Regions from separate parts of the Homo sapiens genome. Here region 1 is linked to region 2. Evidence: read pairs that join two places in POLR2A ChIA-PET (ENCODE). Cell type or tissue: CD4-positive, alpha-beta T cell. All regions are shown on one strand. Links, peaks and the distances in the headings refer to the core of each region. The heading gives the core; the rest is flanking DNA.

What was found. Peaks named below come from ENCODE experiments on the same cell type or tissue, not always from the same donor. Only the 100,000 strongest peaks of a DNase experiment are listed, where the experiment ranks them.
Region 1: POLR2A ChIA-PET joins it to region 2 with 6 read pairs; 3 of 35 experiments call an interaction of 5 or more read pairs at or near these places.

What each region holds. Positions count from the first base shown.
Region 1 is chr7:30,224,771-30,229,167 of GRCh38, forward strand. It overlaps LOC124901607 (a long non-coding RNA gene), which reads left to right. Exons shown (of 3, transcript XR_007060274.1): 2 at 2,880-2,975. Among named protein-coding and RNA genes, the nearest start is that of ZNRF2, 58 kb to the right of the region's middle. In CD4-positive, alpha-beta T cell, for the core only: no CTCF peak of the experiment used is centred there; DNase peaks (open chromatin) are centred at 1,421 and 2,251.
Region 2 is chr7:30,370,587-30,374,983 of GRCh38, forward strand. It overlaps the pseudogene DKFZP586I1420. Among named protein-coding and RNA genes, the nearest start is that of LINC01176, 18 kb to the right of the region's middle. In CD4-positive, alpha-beta T cell, for the core only: no CTCF peak of the experiment used is centred there; no DNase peak of the experiment used is centred there.

The sequences.
Region 1 (4,397 bases), core at 204-4,203, 150 kb before region 2:
ACAAAAATCGCTTGTGTTCTCAGCCTATTTTGCTTACTCATAATTGTGTAACAAACCACTTCAAGAAACTTAGTGGCTTAGACTATGATGATTTATAATTTCTCAGGACTCTGTGGGTTGACTGGGCAGTTCTCTTCATGTGGTGTGGGCTGGAGCACTAGTATGCTTGAAATGTCCAAATGGCTGGCTGTGGCTGCTGGCTGCTGCCTGGGAGCTCAGCTAGGGCTCTCAGCCAGGGGTCTTGGTTTTCTTCCAGGGGTCCTTTCTATGTCGTTGCTTGAGCTTCCTCCCAGCATGACAGCTAAATTCCAAGATGAAACATTTCAAGAGTGCAAACACATAAACTGCTAGTCTTTTCTAAGGCTTAAGCCTGAAACTAGCATAGCATCACTTTCACCACATTCCATTATTTAAAATAGATCACAAGGCAGCCCAGATTCAAGGGAGAGGAGACTACACAAGTGTATGAATACAAGGAGGCATGGAAGACCACCAAAATAAAAACCTAACAAGTAGAAATGACCCAGAGAAGAGAGAGAGGTTGCAAAGGGGTTGCAGGAAATTTGGTGGAGGGGTGAGGGATATGTTTTTATTTTAATTGTAGTGATGGTTTTACAGGCTGACTCATGTCAAGCTTATCAAATTATACACTTTAAATTTGTACAGTTTGTTGTATATCAATTATACCTCAAATACGTCTTTTTTTTAAAAGTGCAATCTACTTACAGAGTAAATATTTCAGTAAATTGTGGTATATCCATTAGGTAAAATATTTTATAGCAATTACCAGTGATAAGAACAGTGTGAAATAGCAGGAGAAATGTTTCTGATGTAAAGACAAATGAAAAAAGCAAGTATGAAATTCTGGGTACACTGAAAATTTTGTAAAAATGTGTATATGTGGGCAAGGCTAGGAAAGCATTCACAGAATGAAAATACCATCATTAGGCAGGTGGAATAGCATGGATTTTCCCCTTCAATTGTCCGCATTTTCTGCTCTGTTGCTATATTTGCTTTATAATTAATCTCTTGATCCTTCTATTTTTGCACTCATTCTCTTATCTGCAGGCCTTCCACATGGGTCAGGCCTCTTCAGCTGAGGCTCTGGCAGTGTAAATCCTGCGTCTGTCTAAAGCACTTTGTTTCTGTGTGGTTCACTCCTGATACAGGGCCACTTGTGCGAGAGTTGAGAGGGAGACAGGCAGGGCTCTTGGGGAGTGATACAGCACTTATGTGTTCGTCAATTCTAATAACAGGCTTGCTCCTTCTCCCACCTGGGGCTGTCACTCTGGCTTCCAAATCCAGACAGGTTTCTGTTTCAAAATTACTTCCTTATTAGTCATTCCCTTTCCACTTCCCTTTTCTGCCACCTTCTTATAAAACACACTGGTTCAGCAAGCTCTGTGTGTCTGAATCACTGCCAGGCCTCAGCTCCCTCCCTGGCTGCCCCAGCTGCTCCCCCACCATTTAGCAGAACCATGCAGGCATCCAGAAATGGGGAAACAGCTACAGCTGGTGTCAGCTGCAAAGTTTCTCTCCTGCCCCTCCATCTCTCCCCCTCTTTCCTGACATGTTATATTTTCACAAGAAGGGACTTGGAGAAACGTGCTATTATTCTTTTCTGGGTGACACACAATCACAAAGGCAATCTTCCTGGGAGATGGGCTTAGCAGGGCCAATGCCAGCAATAGGGAGAGAAGGGAGTTAGGCCTTTTAATCACACTCCTTTGGCTCGGTGTATCCATTTTGCCTCCCACGATGGTGCTTGCTGTCTGCTTCGGGTCAGCTCTGCCCCTCAGGGTGATGAGCAAGGAAAGACAGGTGATGGCAGGTTGACATTTACGATCTCACGAGCCAAACTGCTGCCTGCATGCCCAGAAGGATGTGAGGGTACCATGATGGAGGATTGCAAGTGAGAGCCAGAGAGGCACCTGCCAAGCCCCGTCACCTGGCTGCACACACGGTGAGGGAGGGACGAGGTGGAGAGGAATTGTGTGAAGGGAGCAGGGGCCAGCTCTGAGCCATATGTTCTGTTGGGGAGGCTTTTCAGCTATGAGCAGGCAGCCTGATACCTGTTAAATGGCTCCTCAAAGTGGCTACACTAAGACTCAACCCGGTAAGACAGAATGGCAATGTGTTGTCAACTTGATTTGTTCTTAAAATGGGACTTTTTTTTCCTTTGGGCAGAAGGCCTGTCAATTTCCAGCAGGGGCAGCGCAGTCCGCTTCCAGGGAAAACTTAGGTCCTTGCCAGCAGGTGGGGCAGGTGGCCTCCAACCGTGGTTTTTCTCCTCTCACCAGTCCTGTGTTCTCCCTCAAGGTAGCCTTTCAAAGCCATGTTTTCTCCTTCTTCTCTGCTTACACCTCCCGCTGCCTCGCTCACTGTTTTTTTTTGTTTGTTTGTTTTGAGACAGGGTCACTGTCTTTTTAACTGTCCCTTCTCTTTCCTCTTCTGCCTTTTCGTGTTCCTTTTCAGGCAAGAAAAAATGCAAACACGTGCCCATGTGCACACCCACCCAACCCACACACAAGAATTCTGGAAAGAAATAGAGTACCAAAATGTCTTCCTTTCCAGCATTTGTGATTTGCATAATTTAAAACTGCATGTCCCTAACCATTTCATTATTATATTAAATATATAGTATTTCAAAACAGTGGGGGAAAATGATCAAGTTGGACCCACAATGACTTAAAGTTATATTTATGCCTTATCCAGAAAGCTTTCTTTTCAAGAAGAAAATGAGTGACTTTAGAAAATGTATACATTGAGATTACTTTTTAAGGTTAAAAAATGCCAACAATAATGTTAAAAAGTGATGATGCTTGAAATCCTTTAGATGCTCTAAGTACTGGTAATAAACATGTTCTATTTTATTTGAGTTTTTACAGATTGAGAAACTGAAGGACAGATAAGACTCGACTCTCCTGAATCCCAGGCCCTTGCTGGGTCCCCACAAGGTGGTGAGGTCCTTGAAGGTAGGATCTGTTTTATTGAAACATCTTTGCAGCCCCTTTAGGTCTGGAACACAGTAGGGACTCAATAAATGTCTGTGGAATTTAACTATTTCCTGGAAATGACCAACAATATTAATATGTTGAACATGAGGACTTTTAGTAGGATAATTAATAATTTAATAAATATATACATTCTATATTTTCCTTATATCTTGGTAACCAAAAGGGAATTACTTGAGCTAGCAAACTGCAGCCAGTAATGGACAGCAGCAGCCACATTAAGAATGTCTTATTTTCCCAAAGGGATACGATTTTCACATATGGCATTAATTTCTGGGAGTTTGTGAGACAACTGGGACCATTTGAACAATTTTACAGAGATTTAGCTGCTTATACTGAGCTGTGTTGCTCAACCTGACTTACTCCAAAGCCTGAAAGGATGTAGTTCAGGTGTGTTTGGCAGCTGAATGAGGCCACAGTGTTTAGTGTTGGGTTAGCCCGTGATTCTCCACCAGGCTACGTGTCAGAATCACCTGTGGAACGTCTTAATCGATTCCTATTTCCAAGGTCCCTCGTTAAACCAGTTAAATCAGAATCTCAGGAGTAGGGTCTAGGCATTACATTTTTGAAGCTCTCTGGAGGGGTCTCAAAAGAGGCACAAAGAATGAGTGGTGAGAGGGGAGAGCTCCTTCTTGCTTTCTACAAGCTCCAAGTTTGCTTTTAGCCGATAGTGTTAGCCCAGTGTTGTTCAAACCTTAATGTGTACACGTATCGCCTGGGGATCTTGCTGAAATGCAGCTTCTGACTTGGTAGATCTGGCCTGCCGGTGCAGATGCAACTGGTTAGCAGGCCACCATAGGCAGCAAGGATCCAGAGCTGCACAGGCCAATATGGTGGCCACAGGACATGTGTGGCTATTGAGTGTGTGAAACATGGCTAGTCCAAGTTGCAATGTGCTGTAAGCATAAAATAAACACCAGATTTGGAAGCTTTTGTACCAAAACATAGATATATCCATAATAATTTTTATCTTGGTTACATGTCAAAATGATAATATCTTAGACATACTGAGTTAAATAAAATACACTATGAAATTAATCTCGCCTGTTCCTTCTTTTCTTGTTTTAGCGTAACTACTAGAAAATTTGACGTTATCCTAAGCAAATTAATGCAGGAACAGAAAAGCAAATACCACATGTTCTCACTTGTAAGTGGGAGCTACACATTAGCTACTTATGGATATAAAGATGGCAACAATAGACAATAGAGACTACTAGAGGTAGGAGGAAGGAAGTGGGGCAAGGGTTGAAAAACTAACTATTGGGTACTATGCTCACTATTTGGGTGATGGCATCCATTGTACCCCAAACCTCAGCATCATACAATATACCCATGTAACAAACCTGCATATGTAACCCTGGATCTAGGATAAAAGTTGAAATT
Region 2 (4,397 bases), core at 119-4,118:
ATTACTAAATTCTCATGCCTTCCTTTTCTGACTTAGTAGATTGAAATTGGTAGGTACTAATGATTTATGTTTGATAAACTTAAGTTCTGCTGATATCCTGTTACTGGTAATTCTGGTACCAAAATTTCAAACGGTTTGATTATTAGTAGCATTTTGAGTACCTAGGTGCATATAATACAGTTAGCAGACCCTTACAGAGTCAAAAGAGATTTTGGAATCTGGTGATACTGTTGTTTATTACACTAGCCTATTACATTTTCTTTCTTTATAATAACTGTTTATGTGAGTTTCATTGAAAATCGTGGCTCTATTGCTTTATTCATGGTTTCCACAACTCTTTTTGTAACACCTTAATTTTCTCTCTTAGGTATTTTCCTGTTAAATAAGATATCAAAAGCATCAATCACAAGACAGAGAAAACGTATTAGGAAAAACTTGTATTAGTATATTCTAAACTGAAATGGAAAAACTCATTATTCATATTTTAATAAATAAAACTCCCAAATGATCTTGCTAAATTATCCCACTATTTAGAAGTAGAAAATAAGAGAAGAGTGCTTTCAAGGAAATTTGTCATATTCTCCCTTCTATCTAGAAGTTGACAATGAATTGCAATAAAACTAAGAAATAACTGAATGCTGAAAAATACCATGAATTAATGTTATGGCTTCTTTATTTTTGTATATCCATTCCCACAAAATTGAATTTAAGATTATTAATGAAAATTCTATATTAAGTAATAATGCTTGTATTAGTAATGGGTAAAGAAGTCTTTCTTTGTTACATTAACCGTTAGTAAAAGATGTACTTTGACATTTCTGATGTAAAACCTATATGTAAATATTGTAATTTAAATATGATTGGACAGCTGTTAAGTTTTGGGGAGGGAAGCAGATGCCAGCGTTCTCTGCTGAAAAGACAAGATGGCGCTTGACGGACCACAGCAGATGGAGCTGGAGGAGGAAAAGGCAGGCAGTGGACTCTGCCAGTATTATCTGTCCAAGATTGAAGAACTCCAGGGTCAACTGCAATATAAATTGGATGGGGGAAAGCCACAAGGAACAGTTCTGAACTCCAGGTGCATTTGCAGCTGATTTTGAATGATAAGACCCAAAACCTCTGGAGGCGGCAGGTGCACGGGAATGAACTAAATGTTAAAGTGTGCCTATTACAGGAGGAGCTACAGCTGCTGCAGGAATAGGACTCCTGTGTCAGGGAAGTAGTCCAGGCCATGGGTAAGAAGAAAGTGTTGGTCAAGGTGCATCTCAAGGACAAGTTTGTCATAGATGTGGACAAAAATATCAGCATCAGTGATGTGACACCCAGTTCCTTGGTGGTTCTAAGAAATGACAGCTACACTTTGCACAAGATCCTACCCAACAAGGTGGACTCATTGGTGTCACTGATGATGGTGAAGAAAGTACCAGATTCAGCTTATGAAATGATTGGTAGACTGGATAGGCAGATCAAGAAGATCAAAGAAGTGATCGACCTGCCTGCTAAGCATCCCGAGCTCTTCAAAGCACTGGGCATTGCACAGCCCAAGGGAATGCTGCTTGGAAGAGACTGTTGGCCTGGGCTCTGGCTCATCATAGGGACTGTGTACCTTTATTCATGTCTCTGGCTCTGAATTGGTACAGAAATTCATTGGGGAATTTCTGTGATGGCAGAGAAAATGCTCATCTGTCATCTTCATGGATGAAATTGACTCTTTTGGCTCCTCAGAGCTGGAGGGGGATGCTGGAGGGAACAGTGAAGTGCAGCAGATGATGCTTCGAGGGTGGCTTTGAGGCCACCAAGAGTATCACGGTTTATCACGGCTGCTAATACGATTGATATCCTGGACTCGGCACTGCTTTGCCCAGGGCACATTGACAGAAAAATTGAATTCCCAACCTGCAATGAGTAGGCCTGGCTGGTCACTTTGAAGATTCATTCTCAGAAATGAACCTGACCCAGGGGATCAACCTGAGAAAAATTGCTGAGCTTATGCCAGGAGCATCAGGCTGAAGTGAAGGGCATGTGCACAGAAACCGGCATGTATGCCCTGAGTAGCGAGTCCATGTCACTCAGAAGGACTTTGAGGTAGTCCAAAGTCCTATCTCATGCCAAAGGACAGTGAGGAAAAACATGTCCATCAAGAAACTATGGAATTGAGGGCACATCCTTTGTGTGTATCCCTACAATAAAACTCAGTGGGACAAGCAAAAAAAAAAAAAAAAAAAAGTTTTGGGGAGGGATGATCTGCTAGTGTATAATCAATAACTTTTAACATTTAGCTTGTATTTAGTAACATTTCATTGTGTTTTGAAAAAAAGTAAAAAATCTTTTGAAGCACAATTTTCATGATGTAAAAGGTATTGAGTTTCCTAGTGTAAGAACATGAATTCTGGAAACAGTCTTAGGGACACTGGGCAAGATAGAGGCCTCCACCCCTCCCCCCCCCACCAACTTTGTTTGTAAAAGGAGATAATACTGCCTACATCAGGGTTGGTGTGAGGATTAATTAGAAGAGTACATGTATGTAAGCACCAGACACATAGTAAGCACTTAATAATGTTAGTGGCTAGTATAAACAGTAAACATATTTGTGCCCATTTATGAATAATTTTAGTATTCGCTCCAGTCATGAGGTGTAGTAGTAATATCTAAGACCTTAACTGAAATGTTTAAAGAAACCTAGGTATAACAGAGAACATTATGGGTGCTGATTTCCACTCTCACTAAAAGCCAGTGACTTTACTATATCAGCAAGTATAAAGCACTACTTGACTCTGTAGATTGTATGGACCAAGAATGTAGATATGAGACAGCTGATCTCTACGAACTGAATTTTTAGTGAGTAAAGCAAGCAAGCATGTAATAGAGAACAATAAAAGCTCTGATAGACATATGTACAAGGTGTTGTAGAGGTACAAAGGAAAGTTATTCAGACTAGGCAAGAGAGTGATTAAACTTAAGTATTGAAGAACAAATAGATCATAGCTCTAGGGGATGTGGAACATACAAAGTGGAAAGTTTGGGAAGAGTATTCCCAAGGCAAAAAGCTTAGCACATACAAACATAGGAGGAAAGCGAGACACTCTTAAAGAGTTGCTATGCTTTGGGAGGTGGAGGCGGGCGGATCACGAGATCAAGAGATTGAGACCATCCTGGCCGACACAGTGAAACCCTGTCTCTACTAAAAATACAAAAATTAGCTGGGCGTGGTGCGCGCCTGTAGTTCCAGCTACTCAGGAGGCCGAGGCAGGAGAATTGCTTGAACCCAGGAGGCAGAGGTTGCAGTGAACTGAGATTGTGCCACTGTACTCCAACCTGGCAACAGAGCGAGACTCTTGTCTCAAAAAAAAAAAAAAAAAAAAAAAAAAAAAAAAAAAAGTTGGCCAGGCACGGTGGCTCACGCCTGTAATCCTAGCACTTTGGGAGACCGAGGCAGGGTGGATCACCACCTGAGGCCAGGAGTTTGAGACCAGCCTGGCCAACATGATGAAACCCCATCTCTACTAAAAATAGAAAAATTAGCTGGGCATGGTAGTGTGCGCCTGTAGTCCCAGGTACTTGGAAGGCTGAGGCATGAGCACAGGAGGCGGAGGTTGCAGTGAGCTGAGATTGTGCCACTGCACTCTAACCTGGGCAATAGAATGAGACTCTGTCTCCAAAAAAAAAAAGTTGCTATGTCTGAAGAGGTAAACAGGTGATAAATCATGAAGAGATTTGTGTCTGAAACTGTAATTGAAGGATTTCAAACAGGAAAAAGATAATCACATTTATACTTAAGATTAGAGAGGTATGATACTGGAGGCAGAGAGACCTGTTAGAAAATTTATACTAATTCAGGCAAGATGATGAAGGGCAGAACTAAAGCAATGAAAATAGGGAAAGCAAGTACAGAAGAACAAAACTTAAAGATTTAGAGAGCAGCACTGACCCAGCTGGGACAAGTTCTAGTTGTCCATTCTATTGCCAGTGCTGCAGAGTCCAGAGGCAGCACAGTGCATCATTTGGTGAGGGAGTTCACAAGGGAGAACCAAACTAGCTTTTATAACAGACCCATTTGTGGTAACTAACCCAGTCCCTTGATAATAACCATTAATCCATGCATAGATTAATCCATTTATGGGGACATAGATAGCCTTCATGACCCAATCACCACTTAAAGGCCCTACCTCTTCGTACTGATACATTGGGGATCAAGTTTAGCACAAGTTTCAGTGGGGGCAAACATTCAAATCATAGCAGTGTCTATTAGGCTGCAGGAGGTGTCTCTACCCAAATGTCGGTAAGTATGTGATAAGTGGGATAGTTGAGCTAGTTTAACGATGTCTAGGTTGGTTGGGTTGGACTTTTCCTCGTGTCACCTCCCTGCTTAGCTCTAGCTGCTTATTGGAATGCAGCCG